Regions from separate parts of the Homo sapiens genome. Here region 1 is linked to region 2. Evidence: chromatin contacts called from ENCODE Hi-C or POLR2A ChIA-PET data. All regions are on one chromosome and are shown on one strand. The core of a region is the stretch at or near the end of the contact, and the rest is flanking DNA. Distances in the headings are between cores, read along the strand shown.

Region 1 (4,339 bases), core at 1,486-3,985, 1.3 Mb after region 2:
GAGCTCCTCCTCTTCACGGGAACAGGTGGTTAAAGATGGTGGCCCCTCCTCTGCTCCCACGGTGCCTCAGGCCACCTGCAGGGCTGAGCAGGGACCCCCTGAAAAACCCGCACCCTGACACAACCTACGTTTTCTGGACGAGGCTCTCCTGCTCCTTGGCCAGAGACTTCTGTCCCGTAACCAGGGAGACTCTCAGAGGTGTGGCATCTGTGTAGATGTTGAAAACTTTGCTCACCTGCAGGAGAAGTCTGTCACTGGCCTGGAGGTAGCTGGTGTCCACCTACTGCAGCAAAAAGGACCCCAGATCTAATCTGGGTCCCCCAGGGGCTGATCGCTGTGCACTCAGCAGGGAAGCTGAGGCGGGCGGTGCCACGCTCCAGGTCTAGGGTCCACATACCTGCTGGGCCAGCTCCTTGGTGGGCAGCACAACCAGGGCACGGATGTGGCAGACCACTCTCGAAAGCAGGGCCTGAGGGGGAAGGAGCGCCTGCGTCAGCAAGGCTGTTACCTGTCCTCTGCACACCCGCTGTAGAGAAAGGGGACCCTCACACAGACCTGCACCACAGGGATGACGAAGGCCAGTGTCTTCCCACTGCCTGTTGGGGCAGAAACACAGAGGTCGCTAGGCCGGTAGCCACCTCTGCCCACCAGAAACCCACAGGCTGCGCTCTCCAGGAGGGCAGGAATCACAGCTGCCTGGACTGGATGAGGAAAGGCGAGAGAGAAGTCGTGTTTACGCCTAGGCCTAGGCCTGCCGCTTCCCTGCCTGTGACCTCTGGGCTGGGCTGCTCTGCTGGAGGCCTGGGAACCGCTCCCCAGAGGGATGGCACCAAGGCCCAGAGGAACGCCAGCCTCAGGAGACCCAAGTGGGAACCATGAGCTTGAGAGTGCTGAGACCACACTTGGCACCGATGTGGCAGGGACGCCTGACCCACGGCCACTCACAGCCTTGTGTGTGGGTGCCCAGGGAGGTGTTCCCTCAGCTGCCTGCCCGGGGCTGGGGCACCTGGAAAGTAGGACGAGATGCCGTGTGCCCGCAGCTGCTTCTGCAGGTCAGGATGGACGTCAGGGATGTCCTCGATAGGAACCAGGTCTTCGGTGACATTCCTTCTGACACAGTTAGGCTCAGCCAGCCACCTTGGCAGGAAAGGCTGGACCTGCCATCAAAAAGAAAGAGAGGCCAGGTGAGCGCTTTCCAGGCTCTCGCGCAGAAGCCCACGGTGGAAAAAGCTAGGGGAGGGAGGCTGGGGAAACCTCTGTCGTCTTCAGCTCCTTCTCAGCCCCAGGATGCGCTTTCCATACAGCCTTCAGAAGTTAAACAGTAAAAGCAGATGCCACTCCCTGAGCAAACTCACTCTGTAGCCTCCCATCAACCCACAGTGGCACCCACCCTCCCGCAGCCAGGAGGTCCTGTGACCTGGCGCTCGCCTGCCCCAGCCACGCCGGCGTCCCTGCCTCGAGGCCTCTGCCTGGCACCCCCAACCCCCAACCTTGACCTGGCTTCAAGTCTTTGCATCCCAACTCAAAGAGAACCTCCTCCACCTGCCCTACCTAAGGTGCCCGAGCACTCTGTCAAACTTCTCGCTTTCTTCACCTGTCTCGCCGGAAATCTCTTTACCGAAAACCACACGTGCTAAGCAAAAACACCAACGGTCAGGAGCTTGCAGAACGGCCTCTGACTTACTCCTGAGGCGGTGAGCGCACAGCAGGAAACCCCGCACGTTCACGCAAACACATCTTGCAGAACTGGCGCGGCGCGGCGGGAGGACAGGGGCAAGCCTAGCAGAGGAAACGGGAGCTCTGCACGTGCAGGATCCAGACCCCTAGGCGATGAAACTGCAGACCTGGCAGCGAGGCGCGGCTGTGACCCGGGAACATTCGCTGAACGAAATCTTCCGGGGCGACCGCCGCACTTAAGAATCCGCGCAGCCTACCCTCTCACGCCGACCACCCTCCCGCCCGCCGAGGCTCACCTTCGGCGCCTTCCTCTTCCCGAACCCCCCCAGCACCAGGCCGGGGACCAGGGGTCCGGCCGCCTCCTCCAGGGCCGGTCCATCTGGGGCCGCCTCGGCGCTGGCGCTGGTGCTGCGCTCCCCCGGCGCCTCCTCGCTGCTCCCTGCGCTGGGCTCCCCTGGCGCCTCCTCGCTGCTCCCTGCGCTGGGCTCCCCTGGCGCCTCCTCGTTGCTTTCTGCGAGGCAGACACCCACCCGGCAGCGCGTCAGCACCGAGTCGCCGGCGCCCCAGAGGGAGCCCGCTCGCCCCGCGGCCCACCTGCGCCCGCGTCCTCGCCGTCCGCCTTCCGTCGCTTTCCCTGCGGCGCCTCCGGGCTCCCCGGCTCCGCGTCGTTCACCCGCCGCCGCCGCCGGGGCCGCCGTCGCCTCCTGGTCGCCGGCTCGGTCGATGCAGCCGCCTCGGTCTGCGCGGGCTCCCGCTGCTGCTGCCGTTCGCGGGCCCGGCTCTGCAGCCGCTCGAGCAGCGCGCGGGCCCTGCCGTGCGCCCCGGCCTCCGCGCCCTCCGGCCCCGCCGCAGCTGCCGCATCGGGGCCCGGGTACCGCGCGACGTAGAACAGCGCCATGGCCAGCCGCACGCCTGGGACTCGGGCGTGGCGCGCTGCGATGACGTCGGCGGCACGCCTGCGACTCGGGCTCCGCGCAAAAGATGGGGTTGGGGTACGGCGCGTAGAGATGACGTCGGGTTCTACGCGCAGTGGTGACGTCACGGGAGCGCCGGCGGCTGAGAATCCGCGTTGTTCCGTGTTGGGGGCGGCATGGAGCGGGAGCCGGGCGCCGCGGGAGTTCGCCGGGCTCTGGGCCGCCGGCTGGAGGCGGTGCTGGCGAGCCGCAGTGAGGCCAACGCCGTGTTCGACATCCTGGCCGTGCTGCAGGTGGGCCTGGCGGCGTCGCAGGGCCGGAGTCGCGGCACGGGAGCGGGACTTGAATGGGGGGCTGCGGCGGCAGGTCCCCAGGAGGTTCCGAGACGGCGTTGGGGGGTCAGGGTGGGAGGCGTGTGGGTCACGGGTCGGGGGTGACGGGGCTGGCGTCCCGAGGGGGAAGGGAACGGGTTGGGGGCAGCCTAGGCAGGGGCGAAGGTGACAGTTGGCGGCCGGGCACCCTGCCGCCGCCTCTCCTGCAGTCTGAGGACCAGGAGGAGATCCAGGAAGCAGTCCGCACGTGCAGCCGTCTTTTCGGGGCCTTGCTGGAGCGGGGAGAGCTGTTTGTGGGCCAGCTGCCCTCTGAGGAGATGGTCATGACAGGTGAGCCCTGGAGGGCCCCGGGGCTGCTCTTCTCTTTCCGTGGGTCGGAGGGAGGCTTTGTCACCATGGGATGAGCGCCCCCAACCCTGGCACAGGCCGTGCAGGCTGGTGGGAGGACGCACCAAGCCCACCGTGGAAGATGGATGGTGGCGTTGGGGCAGGGGTGACATGGGTGCCCTGCAGCTGAGTGTAGATGAACACTGGACAAGGTACGACTTTTTGTGTGCTTTGCACCCCTTTTGTAATTTGATGTTGACTGATCCTGACACGGTCGCTTAAACTCGGAGCTTCCTTTATGTCCCCATCCTGGGGACGTCAGGTCTTGGAGTAAAGAGAGGGGATGTGGATCCTGCTCCTGGCAGCTTGGCTGGGGCAGTCCTGGGGTAGGAGGTGCTCTTCCTGTTTGCAGGGCTCAGGGAATGTGCTGGTCTCAGCACAGGTCTGGGGGCCTTAGCGACCTGTTTCCACCTGCGGAGGCTGAGTAGAAGACAATGGGAGGGTGGAGCCAGGCCTGAGATTTTGGGCTGGGCCCAGGGTGGCGTATGTGGGCCTCACGTGGGCTGACCACCCTAACCTGTCTGCAGGGTCCCAGGGAGCCACACGGAAGTACAAGGTGTGGATGAGACACCGCTATCACAGCTGCTGCAATCGCTTGGGAGAGCTCCTGGGCCACCCCTCCTTTCAGGTCAAGGTGGGTCATTGGGCTGGCCTCATCCTTGTCCATCCCCTGCACCCCAACTCCCAGGTTATCCACAAAGCAGAGGTCTGGGGCTCCCACAATTGTCCAGGCAAAGCTGCTTCCTTCATGGGAGCATCACCCTGTGGGTGTTCAGTCCCATTCAGAAACATGGCTATCGAGTCCTGTAGTGAATATTGAAGACGCAGAATCCGTGTTCATTTCCAGTGGCATCCACGGGGATCTCTGTGTTTGCATAGAGCACGCACACCAAGCCTCGTGCCAGTCCACAGATGTGTTTGCTCAGATCACACTGTGGTCTGCAGCCATGGGAATGCATTATGAGCTTTCTTAAAATCTGTAGTGAGGAATAACTGAGGCACAGTTTACCGTTTAAAGCTGAGAAGTTA
Region 2 (4,651 bases), core at 1,100-3,599:
CTCTGCCGTTCTAGAACAAAACTGATTGACATGTTCTACTGTTTCAGGAAGGGTTTGGATATATAGAAACTGAGTGACAAATAATTGCCTTATTTGCTTTTTGCTATTCAAGCCAAGAAAACGTACTTTCTCACGATTCCCCAACATATAAATTTGGCTGTATTTTGCCAAAATAGTCACAGCTCTCACGTTCAATGACATTGAGCTTTTTTTTTTTTTTTTTATGAGACAATGTCTCACTCTGTCACCCAGGCGGGAGTGCAGTGGCATGGCACAATCATGGCTCACTGCAGCCTCTATCTCCTGGGCTCAAGGAATCCTCCTAGCTTAGCCTCCTGAGTACCAAGGACTACAGGTGCGAGTCACACCTGGATAGTTTTTTTGTGCGTGCTTTGTTTTGTTGGTTTTTCTGAAACAGAGTCTCTTTCTGTTGCCCAGACTGGAGTACAGTGGCACAATCTCGGCTTTCTGCAACCTCCGCCTCCTGGATTCAAGCGATGCTCCTGCCGCAGCCTCCAGAGTAGCTGGGACTACAGGTGTGCGCCATGACATCCGGCTATTTTAGTAGAAACGGGGTTTTGCCATGTTGGCCAGGCTAGTCTCCAACTCCTGACCTCAAGTGGTCCACCCAACTCGGCCTCCCAAAGTGCTGGGATTACAGGCATGAGCCACTGCGACTGGCCTCCTGCTAATTTTTTAATTTTTTTCGAGAAACAGTGTCTCCCTGTGTTGCCCAAGCTGGTCTCCAATACCTGGGCTCAAGTGATGCCCCCACCCTGATCTCCCAGACTGCTGGGATTACAGGAGTGAGCCACAGCTTTTCTTCATTAAATAAATACCTGAGCTCCTACTACACGGCACTGAAAGATAATCCATCGGGCAAGACAACACAACTATAATTTGCTGTGTTTAAGATGATATTGATCTGCGGAACACAGGGAATATTTGTCCATTAATAAAAAAGGAAAAATCACCGTGAAGAAACTTCCTTGGAATGAATATAAAGCATAATTTCCATGATCCTAAGGATGAAATCATTGCCTTTCTCAACCAGAGCTCCTCATCTGAACCACAGAACACAGATAATGATTTAAGTGGCTCTTTTCTCTATTCTCCCACTCGGGGGTACATAACAGCTCCATTCTAGCAGCAGAGGAGAGAGAATAATTCATTACATGCAGTGGGTGTCGTAGGGCTGTGGGCCTTAGCACCCCTGTTCTGAGGCTGCCAACAATTTAGAGACCAGAGGCTCTATCTGTGCACACACGTAGCATGAATTAGTACCTGTATTGTAAAGGGAAAAAGTCATAACTACTTCTGCTGGCCTAAGCCGTCCTGGGTTAGACAAGCTTGGAAAGTGCACGACCATCACTATCATTCCGCTGTCACTGCACCATGCACAGTCCTGTCACCTTTACACGTGTAGAATGCATCGAAATCCTTCCAAAATTTTTAGTGACCTGCTTTTCCCTTGCTAAAGTAAACAGTAACTTGCTGTGTGCCCGGCTGCTGGGCGCGTAAGGTGCGTTCAGAGTCAACACACGGTCCCAGTTTCCAAAGCAAACTACTGGGAGATCAGACACAAGCTGCTGTTCGCGCTCGCCCCACCCCAAGCACCCAGCACTCTAAGGTGCCCACATTTCACACCCATCTGTTGCCTCCCGCTTGGTGCACAGTCCTTTGTGAAGCCCCAGGGATAAAGCAGCGACCAAGAGGACCCGGCCTGCTCCCCGGGGCTGACGCCAGCTGCGGGGACCCCGTGGGGCGGACCACAGTTAGGCCAGTGGGCTCCGGCTGGGTAAGCGCCAGATACAATCCGCCAAGCGGAGTGACGGACAGGGAGCCACGCTCGAAGAGGGGGTCGAGGCCGGGACCTTCCCCGCTCCCTCCTCCTGCCCCAACCCGCCCTGAGGACTCCGCCCAGGAAGCCCTGGGGACCCCGCCCGGAGCCCCCACCCTAGGACTCCCGGGACCCCCGCCCTGGGGACCCCACCAGCAGTCCCCGCTCAGGACTCCCTGAGACCCTGCCCGCAGCCCCCGCCCCAGAACGCCGGAGATCCCCGCCCTGGGGACCCTCCCGGAGCCCCGCCCAAGACGCCCCGAGCCCCCGCCCGCCCTCCAGACGCCGCCCCGGCCGGGCCTGAACCGCTACCCGCGGCTGCCGCTCACCGCCGTCAGGTCTGGCAGCCGGTCCCGCATCCCCGCCGGCCGGGCAGCGCGCCCCGCCGCTCAAGCCTGTCCCGAGCTGCCTCCGGCCGGGCCTCGGGCTCTCCGGTCTCCGCCTCAGGCCCCGCGGTCCCGGCCCGGCGCCAGCAGCCCTCCCTGGAGCCGGCGCTGCCACGGCAACCGCGCCCCGCGCGCTCTGCGCATGCCCGGCCCGCGCCGCGCCCCGCACCCACCCACACGGCGGCAGCGCTTTCCAGCGGGAGCCCGGAGGGGCGGGGCCTGGGGGCGGGGCCTAGGCGGGGAGGGGCGGGGTCCGGCCGAGCCCCAGGCTGGCAGTTCCGCTACACGTGCTGTTTGTCCCTTGATCTGCTTTTATGCTTTCACACTCATTGTTTTATTTATCAAAATATAGAGCATTCAACGAATAGTGACAAAAGAGCAAAGCTCCCGGAATGTGCTGGGTGCAGCTTTGGGTAATACATATGCCGAACCTTCTCTTTAAGGGTCCACGCGCAGCCTCGGGTGTGAATGAAGGAGAAGAGATCGTGTACCACACATGATGCTTACGGAGCATAACACGGCAGGGGGCGGTAACGGGAAGAGCGTCCGCAGGCCCAGCCCTGGGATACCATTCTGGCAGGAGAAACAGGCAATACAGACACAGACAAATAAATGATAGATGAGAAAAGAAAGTAAGGGCATGGGCACGGAACTGGCAGAGAGGTCGTCATGAAGGTGCAGGAGCTTAGGTGAACTACCCAGGTTGGGGGAACAGTCCCCAAGACCATTATCACCTCTGACACCAACGGCAAATTCTGGCGGTTTCCAAAACCACCTTCAAGTTCCATAATTTGCTAGAAGGAATCACAGAATACACTAAAAACTACTGTACTCACAACTATGGTTTCTTAGCAGGAAAATGATACGGATTAACATCAGCCAAGGAAGAAGGGCAGAGGGGGAGTCTGGGGATTACGGCGTGCAGCTTCAAGGTCCTCCCGTGGTCCTCTCCCTGTGTAGTCAGGCCTCATTACTTGCCCTGCACTGATGTGTGGCCTTACACACGAAGTACTGCCAGCCAGGGAAGCTCACTTGAGCCACAGTGTGCAGAACGTTTACTGGGCTCCATTGCATGTGCATGATTGATTGATTGTTTGATTGCTTTCATGCTTGATCTCAGCCTCTTGGTTAAGTGATATCCATGTAACCCTAAGCCCCCACCATAAATCACACTGTTACTCTCTGGCTAGCCGAAGACTCCCAGGCAAACAAAGATTGCCTTCCAGGAGGAGAAGGCAAGGCCAGATTTGTTTTTAAACAAGGTTAAAGTCTTTACTGCCTCCTGGAGGAGGTGGCTTTGGTCTGACCAGAAGGCAGCGCTAAGAAATCTGCTTGAGAGCAACAGGCTACACATTAAAAAACAGGACGTTTTGGACTTGGTTCTAGGTGTGATGTGGTTCTGTTACCCGATGGAAGGTCTTGACAGCCAGTTGTCCAGGTGAGTGTGGTGGCGGGCACCTGTAATCCCAGCTACTCAGGAGGCTGATGCATGAGAATTGCTTGAACCCGGGAGGTGGAGCTTGCAGTGAGCCAAGATCGCACCACTGCACTCCAGCCTGGACAGTAAAGCGAGACTCCGTCTCCAAAAAAAAAAAAAAGATATGTTTTTTCTCTCCATATCCTGAACTTCCCCACCAGAATGCCTCCTGGACCCCGCAACAGGCAAGTGCTTTTCTTTCGGCCTTCTTGCCTCTGCCACCACCATTTTAATTCTCCCTCTCTGGTAAATACTGGGCCCTCCCTCGTTTCTCCCTCTCTCCCAGTGGATTTTTCAAAAACATATGATAATATTGGCAGCAGCTGGATGGTGTTGAATTGGCAACCAAAACTTTTTGTTTGTTTGTTTGTTTGTTTGAGACAGAGTCTTATTCTGTCTCCCAGACTGGAGTGCAGTGGCATGGTCATAGTCCACTGCCGCCTTGAACTCCTGGGCTCAAGTAATCCTCCCACCTCAGCCTCCAAAAGCACAGGGACCACAGACATGAGCCCACCATGCCCAACCTCAAAACTTTCCTTATCCTGCCAGAGAAAAAAAATGAAGTTGTGAATAATCGTTGTGGGAATTCAGGGACCCTGAATGGAGGGACCGGCTGAAGCCATGGAAGAAGAACATAAATTATGAAGATTTCATGGACATTTATTAGTTCCCCAAATTAATACTTTTATAATTTCTTATGCCTGTCTTTACTGTAATCTCTGAACATAAATTGTGAAGATTTCATGGACACTTATCACTTCCCCAGTCAATACCCTTGTGATTTCCTAGGCCTGTCTTTACTTTAATCTCTTAATCCCATCATCTTCGTAAGCTGAGGAGGATGTATGTCGCCTCAGGACCCTGTGATGATTTTGTTAACTGCACAAATTGTTTGTAGAGCATGTGTGTTTGAACAATATGAAATCTGGGCACCTAGAAAAAAGAACA

Evidence for each region. A loop is a pair of places that touch in the nucleus more often than their neighbours do. ChIA-PET counts read pairs that join two places held with the same protein, here RNA polymerase II (POLR2A). Pooled maps may share reads with other maps.
Region 1: a pooled map shows a loop between it and region 2 (9-fold over the local background). The contact joins the promoter of NOC4L here to the promoter of STX2 in region 2. A Hi-C loop is called at or near these places in 6 of 50 pooled maps. POLR2A ChIA-PET finds 5 or more read pairs at or near these places in 2 of 52 experiments (AG04450 and BJ).

Annotation. Positions count from the first base shown.
Region 1 is chr12:132,141,722-132,146,060 of GRCh38, forward strand. It overlaps NOC4L (nucleolar complex associated 4 homolog), which reads left to right and starts at 2,736. Exons shown (of 15, transcript NM_024078.3): 1 at 2,736-2,884; 2 at 3,133-3,253; 3 at 3,838-3,944. The coding sequence starts at 2,768. DDX51 (DEAD-box helicase 51) reads right to left here and starts at 2,598. Exons shown (of 15, transcript NM_175066.4): 1 at 2,272-2,598; 2 at 1,974-2,188; 3 at 1,007-1,157; 4 at 556-701; 5 at 398-469; 6 at 129-235. The coding sequence starts at 2,575. RefSeq lists enhancers at 684-1,589, 2,519-2,818 and silencers at 2,189-2,388, 2,459-2,508.
Region 2 is chr12:130,836,901-130,841,551 of GRCh38, forward strand. STX2 (syntaxin 2) reads right to left here and starts at 2,350. Exons shown (of 11, transcript NM_194356.4): 1 at 2,170-2,350. The coding sequence starts at 2,199. RefSeq lists silencers at 1,914-1,973, 2,044-2,553.